2 separate regions of the Mus musculus genome follow, and region 1 is linked to region 2. A link is a loop called in an ENCODE intact Hi-C map of the cell type or tissue named here. Cell type or tissue: left cerebral cortex. All regions are shown on one strand.

The links. A loop is a pair of places that touch in the nucleus more often than their neighbours do. Peaks named below come from ENCODE experiments on the same cell type or tissue, not always from the same donor. Only the 100,000 strongest peaks of a DNase experiment are listed, where the experiment ranks them.
Region 1: it touches region 2 in a loop (11-fold over the local background); 2 of 42 quality-filtered maps call a loop at or near these places.

What each region holds. Positions count from the first base shown.
Region 1 is chr14:71,725,637-71,733,636 of GRCm38, reverse strand. Gm34819 (a long non-coding RNA gene) reads right to left here. Exons shown (of 3, transcript XR_383575.3): 2 at 610-644; 3 at 1-13. Among named protein-coding and RNA genes, the nearest start is that of Gm34998, 40 kb to the left of the region's middle. In left cerebral cortex, no CTCF peak of the experiment used is centred here; a DNase peak (open chromatin) is centred at 4,908; H3K27ac peaks cover 1,784 bases.
Region 2 is chr14:71,584,429-71,592,428 of GRCm38, reverse strand. No RefSeq gene overlaps it. Among named protein-coding and RNA genes, the nearest start is that of Gm34819, 32 kb to the left of the region's middle. In left cerebral cortex, no CTCF peak of the experiment used is centred here; DNase peaks (open chromatin) are centred at 3,401, 4,228 and 7,018; H3K27ac peaks cover 1,477 bases.

The DNA of each region.
Region 1 (8,000 bases), 140 kb before region 2:
CCATGGGGAATTTCTGTAGAATTAGATATATTGCTGGACGTGAATAATTAAGGATTCTGATGTGGTCAGGTAGATTAATGTCCCTCTGAAAGCTCTGGATCAATGTTGGGAAAAAATAAAAGGCATGCATAATTTAAAAAAAACCATCAGAAACTTTGCTTGACATGATGACATTACTGATATTTTTATGATCTTCTCAAATATACTCTATAACTGTTATTAATTTAGTATCGTTAATAGCTCATCTTTCACATGTCAGGCAAAAACCAAAGCTGAAAAAGTAGAACTGCTTATGCCTGGCAAAGTCCAGGAGGTAGATAAGGAAGCTCCTATGACATGAAGCCCTTGAATGCTTTCTGGGACCTCCCAGCCTAGGTCTCTGTTAGTGCATAGACACTCTCTTGCATTGCTTAACATAAACTAGAGTGGCCAATTGTGGCCCATTTCCTAGACAAATATTGCCCTGGAATTGGCTTGACTTCTTGTATGGTCAAGTGACTGGGGTACAGGGAAGAAGCAATTAGATGCTCCAATGGGTCCTACAAACATCAAGACATCAAAACATCAATAATGCCCAATATCCACAAGTTCATGAAACAGTTAACTAACCTGTGATGCAGGCCACTTCAAAAATACAGATGCCTCTGAAAAAGAAAATATATCCAGCATCAGCATTCAATGTTGATGGATTGCTTACTAGGTAGCTGGTCGTATACTAAGTAGCTTACAAACATTTCTCATTCGATTTTCACTACAACCATAAGTCTCAAAAACTTAGACTTCAGAGATCAGAAGCAATCTATATAAGGATACACAGAAGTTAATAAAAGCAGAAGCAATAACTCAAGCCAGGTCAGACTCCAGCTTATTGGCTTATTAGGTGTCTATCCTTTGGGTAGGGTCCTTGTACGTTATGTTAACCTAGATGAGCTGTTTCTCTGCACAGAAAGCACTTGGTTCATCTAGAATAAGTGTGTGGAGGGATGAAGCAGTTAGAAGTGCAAGAAACAGCCTATACCTTTTCTATAGCAATAGTCCCTATGTCCTGTAAAATTCTGCAGCATTCACTATATTCTTCAAATGCCATAGTAGGAAGGAGACCACCCTCACACAAATCAAATGGTTCTACATACCCTCACTGCCTGCTGAGAAGATCAGTCTCAGGAGTAACTACTGACAATAAAGCTGGAAGTTTAGATTTTTCTAATGATAGCAAGTGATCAAATAAATTTTTTTAAGTCCAGATATTCCAGTAAAGACTGGATTTCTCTTATAGTGCCCAGGTCAGTGAGCTTAAAATCAGCAGCTGTGGAGTTCAGAGCTCTTTCTCCTTCTCTCTCTCTCCCTCCTTCCTCACCAGCCCTGCCTCGATTTGCTTGTGCATCAAAAAGTGCAGTTGTGTGTCTTTTTCTGGTACCATGGGAAAATGTAGACAAGTGTTTACTTACCACAAACAGTACATAGCCAATGACTTGGGAAAGTTATACCCCATGAGGCTCCCTAAACAACTTGCCAGCAACTCCACTGATCAGAGGTTCTCCTCTCCCTAGTAGTTGTTGCTTTTTACATAACCTTGGAGGGAAGCCCTTAGTGTCTTGTAAAGGCTCTGGAGTTGTCTGAGACTTGACTAGCACTGTTTCCCAAAGGACCCTTTAGTGCGGTGTCCTCTTGGGGACAAACCCAAAGGTAGTCTAAAAGAAGAAAGAGACTATACGACATAGAACCAAAATACAAATACATGTATTTACTCATCTGAAATACCCAGAAAAACTTGTCTGATGGATCAAATGATTCCTTAATACAAATGAGTCAACTGAGTTACCCACGTTAATACAGGCTGAGTAAGCTAAGCCCACTGAGGCTAAATTGCTCAGCTGCCTGGGAAGGTGGTTGGCTGTCTTTTCAACACACACACACACACACACACACACACACACACACACGCACACACACACACTTACACACACACATACAGAGTCTCCTACTATTAAATTAACTAGCTATTAAATCCTCAGTCCAATAATAAATCAATAATTAATAGCCAAGGCACTTGGTTCCATTTTCCTGTATTGCATTTGCCAGTGATACAGAATGGACAGCCGTGTTCTTCTTTTCCAGACATTGAATTGCCTACTCCCACCCTCTTGAGTATGAATATGTTCCTACCTCATTTGCATCTGATTATTAGTGCATTGAAGCTACAGTCACGTATATCCTCTTTATATTCACTGGAAAATTAAATTACAAAAGTTTTTCTACGTTGCAATTTATGTTCAGGCGATTGTTTTTTTGTATTCTGGCAAATATTACGGTCTCCAGAACTTAATGAATTCATGAGCATTGATTCCCAAGGGGGGGGATGGCATGCATACTATATTAGAAAACTGAGAAGCTCAGCCTGATGTCAAAATGTTTTACTTTCTCCCACCCGAGCCTTCCATACACTTGGGAAATCGTGCAGATGCCAAGCAGCTGATGTCTGTAGGCAGCTGTCGATATTGCCTACAGAAGTGGGATGTTTGAGGGGTACCCACAGAAAGCTATGCCTTTCAATGTATCGAGTGATGGATGCTGCAGGATCTAGGTATTTTTTATGCAATCTATTACTTTAAAGGCAAGTCATTGCTCAGTGTCAGTCTTCACTCCTGGCCATTCCCCAGTTCCCGAAAGCCAGAACTACTACCTCTACCAGTAATCAGAAGTCAGAAACTTGCAGCCTACTAATTACCTTCTGTAGTTCTAGCTTTTTTATTTTTACACCAAAATTTAAATATTTGGAAATTTCATAAAACAAGGTCTGTATTTCTATTTCCTTTAAAAGATATGGAGATACTTTGTCACTGAGAGGTTGTCCAGTGTGTTAGACATTTAGGGCTGTTAAGTAATAGCAATCAGGCCTCTTTAAATATTTTTGTTTCTCAGTCTAGATGATAGATTTTTGTCACCTCTTCCTGACACAGAGCACCTACGGCCCTTAAAATTTACCCAGCAGTGAGAGTATTTAACAGATTTTCAAGATACCATAGAATTCTTCCTCTTCTTCTTCTTCTTCTTCTTCTTCTTCTTCTTCTTCTTCTTCTTCTTCTTCTTCTTCTTCTTTTCTTCTTCTTCTTCTTCTTCTTCTTCTTCTCTTCTTCTTCTTCTCTTCTTCTTCTTCTTCTTCTTCTTCTTCTTCTTCTTCTTCTTCTTCTTCTTCTTCTTCTTCTTCTTCTTCTTCTTCTCCTCCTCCTCCTCCTCCTCCTCCTCCTCCTCCTCCTCCTCCTCTTCTTCTTCTTCTTCTTCTTCTTCTTCTTCTTCTTCTTCTTCTTCTTCTTCTTCTTCTTCTTCTTCTTTCTTTTTTTTAATAAAGGCACTTTTGGTGAGCTCCTTGGTATCCACAGGATGGGAACTGATTGGCAACAGTATCAACCATGTGATTGGAAGGTCACAACTTTGAGTTTTACTACCTAACCTCTCTAGGCAGGGGAGGCAGGCTGCAAGTTGCATTAATCACAGTAGTTGGTATTTTTTTGTCACATGCTTATAGAACAAAGCTTTAACGAGAGCCCCAAATAGCAGGAACCAAGGACTTCTAGATAGCAGAACACATGGTGATTCCTAAACAGTGGAACACCTCAGGGTGTAGACAGTTGTGTCTCTTCTGTTTGTGCCTTTATTATCTGCTGCTCATCTCTACACAGGGTAATATTTCCTCAAATGGATAAATGCAATTGCCTTAGCCCTTTTGGCCATTCTAAAAAATAAATCACAAGTTTTGTGAACCCCAAATTTATAAATTCTCAGTGTGAAATATGAGCCATAATCTTAGACTTGTAACCAACAGCTGAAATAGGAATGGACTCAACAGACTGAGTTCTTATTTTCTGGGTCCTGACTTTATCAGAACTGGGTTAAATTATAGCATCCCTGGAAAAGTGCCTAGTGAAAAAAATAGTACCCACTCACTTCTATCTCCCAAAGTGAAGCATTGTGTGGACATTGAACATTGATGTAGGCAACACAGACTTATTTTTCTACTCTCTTGAACTTAGTAATACCCATTGATTGATTTAATCAGAACCTTTGAACTCAAAACCTTACATACATCAGAATCACTCTTGAATTTACATCATCTATCTAATCTCTTTGTCTTACCTCACTGAGTATTTATCCTTCTATCCTTATTCCTCCTGGACAATGCCAAGAAAAAAAATGATGTGTGGCAGAAATCCAGTGATTAAGAGAAAGGTGGTACCCTGGGGTTTGAAGAAAACACCAGGCTCAATGTAGAAAGCCAATGTGCCTTGGCATGGAAGCTTTCACAGATGGGTTCCAGAGTTCTGACTTCTTAGATCTCGCTATAAGGCTTGCTCGAGTACCAGATATCCCTTTGAGCTCATAAAAATGTGTTCGTGCATAAACGTTGGCTATCAAGTCTTTACTACCCAAGGGGCCCACTTATGAGTAAAAGTGTTTTCCTCCTAGCAACAGACTTCAGAGAAGGTTCTTGTTTAGGAGAGTTTAGAACCACCAAGAACAGTGTGATGACCCTCATGACCTCACCTTTAGCATGGCATTGGTGGATGGTTTTGATGGGTGTGTGCTTATACCTGGAAGTACAAGGTTATAGTTCCATTTGAGTGGTGGATATAGACTGCCCAAGGTTGGTAGAGAGCAGGTGCCCTGGCAGAATAGGTAATCTGACTCAGAAAAGAAAATGAGCTTCTAGGATGAGTCAGCTTTGTGCTGTGATCTTCTTCCACCTCTCCACTCAAACTTCATAGCACACCCCATTTCCTTCCAGAGAACGCTGGATGAGGCAGAGAGTATTTTGAGGATATTTTGAGAAAGAAATCTGCCAGGGCATAATTTTTTACTTGTCTCAGCCTGGTGCATTGTAGGAAAGTGTCCGTGCTGCGAGTGGGTGTCTCTGCCTCCTCCAGTCTAGCACCATCTTGACAGAAGCAGTTATTCCAGAGACAAACCCGGAGAATACTCAGCAGTGTTGGGTATGACTTCTGTGTGGTGGGAGTAAGCATCCAACCTGAGGTTATGTGAATATAAACTGTGCTTGTATCTGCAGCCCCATCCTATCAGATGATGACTAATTGCTTTCACCTAGGAAAGCAAATCCTGCTTCACGATTCCAGTGAATCCTGGTCAGGAATAGACTGTGAAGAGGTGACTGTCTCCTAATGTCATATTCTATTTGTAATGCCACATTCTTTTTTTGCTCTTGGTATTTTGCAAAGAGCTCCCATCACTTACCTCTATCTCTGGTCTAGAAGACAACTCTCTCTCTCCAATCTCTTCATTACCATTTACTTCTTCATGTTTTAACACCTGATATAATCAATAGTTCCACCAACCCCCCTATCCCATCCCCCTCCCTCCCCTACCCATCCACCTACTCCTACCTCCCGCCCTAGCATTCTCCTACACTGGTGCATCAAGCCTTCCCAGGACCAAGGGCCTCTCATCCCATTGATGTCTGACAAGGCTATCCTCTGCTACATAGCAGCTGGAGCCATAGGTCTCTCAATGGGTAATCTGGTTGGTGGTTTAGTCTCTGGGAGCTCTGGGGGGGGGGGGTCTAGTTGGTTGATATTGCTGTTCTTCCTATGGGTTGCAAACCCCTTAATCTCCTTTAGTCCTTTCTCTAACTCTTCCATTTGGGACCCCGTGCTCATTCCAATGTTTGGCTGTGAACATTTCCCTCTGTATTTATCAGGCACTAGCTTCTCTGGAGACAGATATATCAAGCTCCTGTCACCAAGCACTTCTTGGCAACTGTAATAATGTCTGAGTTTGGTGTCTGTATATGGGATGGATCCTCAGGTGGAGCAGTATCTGGATGACCTTTCCTTCAGTCTCTGCTCCATACTTTTTCTCTGTATTTCCTCCCTTGAGTATTTTGTTCCCCTTTCTAAGAAGGACTGAAGCATCCACACTTCGATCTTCCTTCTTCTTGAGCTTCATGTGGTCTATGAAATGTATCTTGGGTATTCCAAACTTTGGATTAATATCTACTTATCAGTGAGTATATACCATGTGTGTTCTTCTGTGATTGGGTTACCTCATTCAGGACGACATTTTCTAATTCCATCCATTTGGTAAGAATTTCATGAATTCACTGTTTTTAATAGCTGAGTAGTACTCTATTGTGTAAATGTACCACATTTTCTGTATCCATTCCTCTGTTGAAGGACACCTGGGTTCTTTCCAGCTCCTGGCTATTATAAATAAGGCTGCTATGAACACAGGCAGAGGAACTAGTTATAGACAATAAAATAGGAAGAAAAACTTCTGACATGTGCTTACACAGTTGTCCATTATATGAATCTATTATTCATCTTATGAAGATATTTGGCTCCAGAATCCTTCACAGGAACCAAAATATCAATATTTTAATATCAAATGCCATAGTAGTCACATATAGCTTATATACATCCCCCTATATTCTCTAGATCTTATATACTTATAGATGACTTATAGGAAACAACCCAAGACAAATGCTGTGCAAATGATTATAATACTATATTGCTTAAGGAATAATGACGTAAAATAGGCACATTAATATATGCAGTCCTCATTGTCCATAATCCCTGGCATACAACCCATTTATAACAAAGGGCTGACTATATGTATACATATAAGTGTTTGTGTGCACCTGTATTTATTCAATAGATTACTCGGTGGACACATTTCCCTGGACTTCATGATTATTTCCTCTCCATGGCAAAAATGGATATGAGATTTCTAGGGTTGTAGTAGACATGATTGACTTTCAAAGAAAGCCACGTGGAATAGATGGTGGGGCAGAATGGCTGAAGGAACACAGCTGTGTGGCAATGCTTCTACTAGTGTTCTAGGGTTGTCTCAGCCCTAACCTTTCATTAGATTACCTGCATTATAAGATAATAGTCTGGGGGGACGAGGGAGATCATTCAGCAGTTAAAAGTATTTGCCATTCTTTCAGGGGACCTGAGCTTGGATCTTAGAGCCCACGACAGGCAGCTCACTACCTTTACTTACTCCAGCTCTAGGGCATTCAATACTGCCTTCTAGCTACTACAGATACACACACACACACACACACACACACACACACACACACATGCACTTAATAAAAGTATCTTTAAAAGTAGCTATTGGCTTTAGTTTTCTGTTTTCTAATGTTTGTAGGTAGATCTAATGCTAAGGAATGTATAAATTATATCCACTTTTATAGTGAGTTTCTAATAATATTGTCTCAGTCTGAATTGCACAATAAATTCTCTCCCTTACAATTCATATATGGGAGATCTAATTTCTTATGACTAAAAATGTACCCATTTTGAGCTCTCTTCCCAGTCTGGGGATGAAAGGGAAGCCCCCCACTGCCTTGCCCAGATCTACTAATGTTTACCTTCAATTATATCTGTCCCTGTATGCCTGTGTGGAGGTGTGTGCATGAGGATGCAGTTGCCATATGTCAAAAAAGATATCGGTTCCCCTAGAACTGGACTCATAAGTGGTTATAAACTGCATGTTATGTGTGCTGGGAACTAATTCAGGTCCTCTGTAAGAGCATCCTGAACTTCTTAGCCATCTCCCCAGCTGCAATTTTGGTGCTTTAACATCCACTCAATCTGTGGCTTATGGCATCCCTGACAAACTACCAGAGAAACATGATTCCTCCTAGTTGTAGTACATGGAGAACAGTATCTGACTCTTAAGTCTCTCACTATCCTTGAGAGGTGAGCATGCTGATAAGCTGCCTGTTTGTTCCCCAATGTTGTACAGTGAGCATAGTAGGCGATTTGCTTCCCATTATTATGAGGAACACAATCCTATGGTGTCTCTTCCCCCAGGATTGGGCAGTATGCACAGTACTGGGCTGTCTCTTTCCTCCTCATTGTCAGATAATGTGCACAATAACAGGTTATCGGTTTCCTTGCCATAGAGAAGCACATTTCACTGCATTGCTTTCTATTGAGTTTTCTACAATGGAGTTTTCAAATGTGAGTTCAGCGTGATTA
Region 2 (8,000 bases):
CTTAGGTGGGGGGTTCTTTCGGATAGTAAATTTGCTGCCTTGGTCTCAAGTATTTACATATAACCTGACTCCCAGGTTCTATTGATTTCCTAATTATAACCATCAGTTTCCTGTCAGAAACTAACCTTTATAGATATGGGATTGGATTGTCCAAGACCACAGGTAGATTGTGATGGTTTCCTTTCTATGAATGAGTCACTGTATACCCGGGAGGTCTCAGTTTCACAGTAACACTAAGAACAGTGTTATTTGCCCAGATCTTAGGGCAGACATAGATCTAGGTAGACTAGAGCCTCCACCCCCAATCCCATGCCACCTTCATTTTTTAAAGTAGTAGACCCACAGTGCCAAAGAGCTGCCTCTGGATCTAGTATTTTATAGGAATTCACCTGGAAGTTGGGTTGGGTCTCAGTGGATAAAATAGCTATAAGCTCCCTGATTTCAGTCTTTCTTAATTCCTGTACCCAGTGTCTTGGCTTATGGGAATTATGGGCCTTTTACAATTGGAGACAAAGAAGACAAAATAGGACAATAGTCATAGGCTTATTATGTCAGTCATATCTTTAGTGTGCCAGAGAACCTGATGATGAGCCATCTATTGTTGTCCTCAGTAGCCTCCTTCAGCTGGGTGTAGTGGACTTACGGGGTGACACCAGTGACACTCACTGCTTTATGGGTAGTGGTGACCAAATGGTATGGACATTTCTATGTTAGGTCAAGGCACTGGGTTAGGATTCTATTTATCTACACAAAGGCAACAGACTGAAGGCTGTGGGTAGGCTCAAACATGGGCAAATGTACAGCCTCTTGAACATTCTGAGGACTAGTCCTCAAGGCTTACTGCAGAGCCTCTTAGGACTTGAGTGGGGAAATGGTTAGTAATGTCTGCCTTATGAACTTGTCTTGATAGAGAGAGGGGGACCCCCCAAAACATGATTTCAAATGGAGTGAAACCTTTTCTATTTGGGTGTATCTATTCCTTAAGAGGGCAAAAATAGGAATTGGTTCAATTTTCATAAATCTCAAGAACGTCTTAGTTAAAGCTTCCTTCATACCTGTCCTGAGTTTTGTGGCATATGTAGTTTCCAATCAAAATTTAGGATCCTGGCCAGATTTGAGGAAAATTTGGCCACAAAGACAGACCATTATCAGATTCCAGGGACAAGGGCAATTCAATCCTAAGAATCAACTCTTGGAGGAGTTTCTTGGTGGCCACTGAAGCCATTTCTAGGTGGGATAGGCTTCCAACCTGAGCAAAGGTATCTATGAAAACTAATGAGTATGCATACCCCAAAACTATGGCTTTGATATCTGTAAAGTTCAATTCTTAATGTTTCCCATGGGTACTTCCTCAGGCGCAGGTCCTTTGAGGCTTTCATGCTCCTTTGGGAGTCAGTTGTACACCAGCAATACATCTGAACACAATGTCTTACACAAGACTATCTAGCTGAAGTATATAAGCATAGACACTAATATTTCAGCCATTTTGGATGCCTTCAGAGGGGTGACCTGGTAGAGTTTGGTTACTATTTTTCTTCTGATAACAGTGGGGAGTATGAGTCTCCCATCTGGCAGGAACCACCATCCATTTGCCTCCTGTTTGGAATCATCCACTGTTGCCCATTCAGTTTATTCCTGTGTTTAGTTTAGACACTGAAAGCATAAGCTTGGGAAGGATAACTAAGATCTAGTGAGGCCCTGCTGGTTCTAGGACACCTTCTGAATATCCAAGTTTGCTTCTCTGTTTCCTTGTGCATTGATGGAATCCCTCATTTTGTGTTCTTTGCAATGGACAGTGGCTACCACTTCTTTCTGTAACTATTATGACCTCTAGTAGGCTCAGGATTTCGTCTTGGTTTTGATGATTTTCTGACCAAATGATGAGCCCCCTTCCTTGCTAGAGGGCCTCTTGGAAATGGGCCCTAGCAAGTGCAAAGTGACTGGCCATGTATATATTTATGACTTTGCCTTTCCCCAAGTGAAATACCTAGGTTAATTTTAGAAGCTCAGCCCTTTGTGCTGAAGTACCCTAGTTAAGGGACTGGGCTTATACTCTCCTTTTCAAGGTCATAACTGTGACCTTGACATACTTGATTCCATTCCGACCAAAATTGCTCAAATTGCTGTACAGTGCCTCTTCTATTTCTCATAGCAGGTCACCTGATAGGTCAGGTCTGATGGATTAGACCACATCAGTCACTCCCAGGCAATGATAGAGGGTCTCTGTTGGTTATCATCTGGTGATATGTTGACTGGGTTGATGGCTAACATTGTACAGAGTTGGATACAATGCTGGTTCAGGAGAAGTGCCTAATAATGTGTTATTGGATGTTGGATATCTAACTCTCTGAAATACCTCTACAGAATGAAAGGTGGTTAGAAACAGTTCTTAGCCCAAAGGCACCATAGCCTTTCAGGTACAAAGTCAGTAAGGATAGGGAAGGAAATGGGTTAATCCCTTACTTTGAGTATGCTGATGCAAGGATTTAGTAGGCTAAAATGGAAAGCCGAAAGCTCTCAAGGGCTGTCTATATGTGTGATGTTCACCCTTCCTTTTAGCAATAACAGTTTTATATCAAGTTGTCTTAAGGAAGTAAGGAATGTAGTTAATCATAAGTTTCCATCTGATCAAGTTTTATAATGAGATTTTCGTCATGGAGTTTTGTATTTCTATGGATGTTAATATACAAATGCAGAGTTAGACAATAAATATTGGAATAAAGATGACAGGTTATAGATACATAGAAGATTGATTTCTTGTTTGATAGATGATAGACAAGATAGGTAGATAGATGATAGATATATAGATATATAGATAGATAGATAGATAGATAGATAGATAGATAGATAGATAGATAGATAGATAGATAGATATTAGGTAAAGTGAAAGGAAGATGAATTACTTCTGGTCTTATTTATTCATTCTGCATCCCAACACACTTAATAGAAGCCAGTCTTTGCTTTCTGAGCAATTATACATCCAGACACAAACTACTGCAGTGGATGCCAGGAGGATGCTGTGTCCCACCTGAATACAGATAAGGCTGTAGTGCACAGAGGACAGCCAGACACTGCTGAATCCTTGGGTGCAAAGCTTTGGGCAAAAGATCTGAGTTTGTTGATTTTCTCCGAGGCAATGACTGCTACAGGACAAAATATCATTAAACATTCCCTACCAATAGTCTTAAATAGCAGAATTTCTTGGCTTCAAGCCCAGGGGGATGCTGTGATTCTACATGTTTATTGACATAAGCCAGGTATCTCTGCAGACACCTACCCTGACTTCCTCAGATCTCTTAGCCACTCTTCACAAGCTGGAAGCAAAACAGCTCAGTTTCAAGGCAAAAACTGCACCCTGTGATGAAATCCCAGGGCTTCCTCAAAGCAGGCTGGTACATGGCTCTCCTCCAGCCACTGAAGAAGAGGGAAGCAAGATGTGACTAATTCTGAGCCAGCTTAAGAATATGGCCAGTGGCTAGCAAACTGGCAAAGAGAACAACGTTTTAGAGGAAGAGGGATTTATTCATGGACACCTGTCAGAGGCTGTCATTCCTCTGGCTGAAGGATTGTCTGCATCTTACCATGATGTAAATCAGCTCCTCCTGGACTTAATAACTCTTCTTTATGGGTTTCTTCCCACTCATAAATAAACCTCATTCCATATGGATATTCTGAAAAAAAGTCCTCCTTGATTTGCAGCTCTGCTCATTGGTAGAAGCAGATGCCAGTCCCAGGTCACAAGGGAGCTTTTCTATGGTTGGCCCCTTACAGGAGAGCCCTCCCTTCTTTGCAGTAAGGTCACCCTTGAATAAGGCTCCTTCTAAAATGTTCTCATTGGGGTCACAAGAAAAGCCTATTTTCCAAAGGCAAAGAAGACTGTAAAGAATTGGTTATTTTCTTCCCCAAAAGACTTGAAAGTATGTGGCTTCCAGCTCTGCCTTACTTCATCTGAACCTGGAATTCCTCGCTCTCATCCACAGAAACATGCTCCTTCACATGCAACTTTGTGCTACCCTTCTCAGTCAGATTGGACTGAGATAGACCCCAGCTTTCATTCTTCTATCATATGACAGAATAACACATTTCACTGTTCAGAGTTATGCATTGCAGTATTCAGGGTTTTGAACATTCTCAGAAAGGCCTCCATAAATATTCAAATTCTAATTTTAAAATGTAGTTGGAAAGGATGTTAGCAAGCATCATGTCCAACATCCTACCAAAGGAAGTAAACACCCCCACATCCACCCTCACAGACAGGCACTTGGGCCATCCCATTTCCCCTAGAACAAGGACTATAAAGGGATATAGCTCTATTTCAAACATGCTGTTAAACTTGAATATATATTACAACTAATTCTACATAAGCAGTATTTTTAAATTGTGTTTTCAAGATCTTGCAACACTCCATGGGAATTCATCTTTTAGGGAGAAATATATTAATAAAATATTTAATGGCGTGTAGGGTATGTCTTGAAATGTAGCATGCATGGTAATTACAAGAAATCAAATGGGCAAAAATGTATGACAATGACTAATTACTTGAAAAAAGAATACTGAAGTCCAAGTCTATGTTCATCAAAATTCAGATGACAAGTCTTAGCCAGGGTGTATAGATGTTGGATCCTTTGTGTGTTGTGCTAAAAGTAGATCAGAATGGGGGTAAAGCTTGGTAGGAGCTCAAGTAGTAGTTATCAGTTACCATATGGTTCAATAATTCTATATAGAATAGAAAAAGACTGAGGAAAATATATCTGCACACCCTTTCCAATCAAAACTGTTCACAACCAGATAACAGTTTAACGTGTGTGTGTGTGTATGTGTGTGTGTGTGTGTGTGTGTGTATAATCCTGATATATTTAAACTAGAGAAAAAATATTGGTATGTGTTTCATGAATACACCTCAAACATATTGTGTAAAGGGAAAAACATTAGACATAAAAGATTATGCAATGTGCAATGCCATTTATATAATATATCTATATATCCATGATAGAGAAACATATAGGGGCAAAGTTTGGAGTGAAGAGAGAATTGGAAGTGGCTGTCAATGGCCACAAAGCTTCATTTTGGCATACAAGTAGTGGTTGAACAAAATTGTGAGTGTACAAACTTTCACTGAATGTTGACTTTAAAATGCTGATTTTAGGCTTTGTGAATTTAACCTTAATAAAACATTTTTCCAGGAAATATTTATGTGTTTGACTCAGCAGTGAGGCTCATCATTCATATGTTTCAAAGAACATCGCTTCTTTTTCCCTGGACTAAATTTTGTTTTATTTTTATGTTTGTTTTCTGTTTGTTTGTCTTTTATCTACACAATAACAAAGTCATGATGATATTCCCAAAAGTATCTTCCCTCTTCCCTTACCCCCAAACCGCCAGCTGGCTCTGTGCTGGTTAGTTTTTGTCACATGACACAATTTCTCAATTGAGGAAATGTCTCCATCAAGTTGGTCTATAGGAAACTCTAAAGGGCATTTTTAAATTGTTGATTAATGTGGACACAGCTCACAGTAGGCAGTGCCACCTCTGATCCTCGGTTTAAGAAGTAGCTGAGCATGAGACTGAGAGCAAGCTTGCTTACCAGCTTTAAGGTCTCTGCTTCTGTTCCTGTCAATAGGCTCCTGCTCTGAGTTCCTGCCTGACTTCCTTTGGTGGCATATGTCCTGGGAGTTGGTTATCATAGCAATAGAATGCAAACTAAGACACTAAACAATAAGAGATATATAAATCATCTTTCACATACTTTCATATTCAAAGGCATAGCCTCCTGTACCCCAAGTTGATCTCAAACTCACTATCTGAGTATAATCTTGAACTTTTGATCATTTTGTTTCTACCTCCCCAGTGCTGGGATTATGGGGTCATGTGATCACACTTATTTTATGTGGTATTGCATATAAATCCAGGGCTTCAGACATGCGGAGCATGTACTCTGCCAGCTCAGCTATACCTTCAGCATCCTTCCACTCTTGTAAATAAAGTTTTATGGAAATAGAGATATACCAATTTATTAACTTAGTCTCTTCAAGTGCCCCCTCCCGTGTGTGTGTGTGTGTGGTGTGTGTTTGTGTTGTGTCTTTGCACATGTATGTGAGGGTGTGTATGCTTTGACAAAGAGCAGGGGACACCATGTGGTCTCTTTCTTATTCTCTCTCTCATGTTATCTCATCTCCCTCTTTTTCTCTATTTCTTTCTCATCATCTACATCTATATCTATATACATATATGTGTGTATGTATGTATGTATGTATGCATGTATATCTGAGAAAGAAGAAGTCTAAGAGATATAGAAATATATCTCTTTAGAAGCAGAGTCTTTCAGAAGAACTTGCTGGGTTTTTTGAGGCTGGATTATCAACAAACCCAAATGATCCTCCTGTCTTCTCCACCTCTACCCCTAGTGCTGGCAACTCCAGCAGAGACTCAAATTCATGTCCTTTTAGGTGACAGGCATTTTTACACACTAGGCCATTCCCCTAGTCCAGCTGTTTGCTTCTTATAACATCAGAATTGCTTTGTGTTTAAACTCGAAAACTTTTACCCTCTAGTGTTTACACCTAAAGTATTTATGTATGGTCACTTTTATTAAAAGTTCATCAGCCTCTGATACAAAAGGACTTCATGAGAATCCTTCCATTGAAGCAATTGATAGATAAGAAAATGACAAACCCATACAGACAGTGAGGTTGAAGCCCCAAGGAAAAGGAACAAATTGAGGACCAGTTGTTTGAGCATTTGCCAACAGTAAATAATTCTGAAAAGCAAGAATTTAGCAAACGTCTCTAGAAACCAAATTGCTCCCATAAAAGTAGCCTAGATAATCAAGTTACAAATTTCTTAACCTCCTAATCATTGTGTATGTAAATGACCAAACACCCAAATGAAGTTTTGAAAAGAAATTGAAAGAACAAATACCATTTGCAAATAATAGCTCCTGCCTTTAATGTGTTTTAATCTTCCATTTTTTAAGCAGAGGAGGATATTTCTGGAAAAGCACCTCCACCTCCTCCCTTCTGTGACAACACAGCTATTGGAAGTTCAGAGATGCCCATAGTTTAATGTCAGGCTGCTTTTCTTCTGTTAAATCAAAATGAAATTAATTTTGAAGCAGCACTTTACATTTGTAACTCCATTTTCCTAAAATAGAACACAGCGTATCCTGCACAGGCATAGATTTTCAAAGACACTTAGAATGATACTTGGTTATGAGTATTATTTCTGAGTGGTAAAATTTGGGGGTGAATTATTATTATTACTATTATTACTATTATTATTATTATTGTGTTTTCACATATTGTTGAAAAACATTGAGCTTTTTTTTGTGCTGTTCTGTTTTGTTTTTTTAATTGAGAGTCAATGAAAACACAATGAGATGTTCTACTTAAAGTGGTTGTACACAAGTAAAGGCCCACTCCTTCCTTTGTATATTTTTGAATGTCTCTTAAACAAAACTTTAAATATATTTTTATTGATTTTCTGGTAGTTTTATTTTTATTAAATTGCTCACAGTACCTAGCATAAGCAAGGCACATAATCCATGTTCATTAAAAATCATATTGATTTTTGTTTTCTAAAATGTCTCAGGGACTGTTCACACTTCACAATAGTAAGAGTTTAAAACATTGTTGACACAAAGTTACTTGTAATTTATTCTCTAAACTTATTAATTGCAATAGAAGTACAGCTAACTTCTTTATAATAACAACAAAAGAAAAGGCAATTAGGTAGTTTAAGGATGCCCCAAGCCTTTTACGCTTATGACAAAGTATTATATTTAAATGCACTCTGTCATAGTCTACTGCCCAGGGCAACAGTCCCAAACAAACTTTCTAATTCTTAAGACCATAGCCCTGTCACTTTATCTATATTATATTATGTTATATTATATTATGTATTATATTATATTATATTTATTCATAAGAGTTATGGTGCAGCACACACATATTTGGAAGTCACTTCTAAGAGTTGGCTTTCTTTTTCCATCATGTGGGACCTAG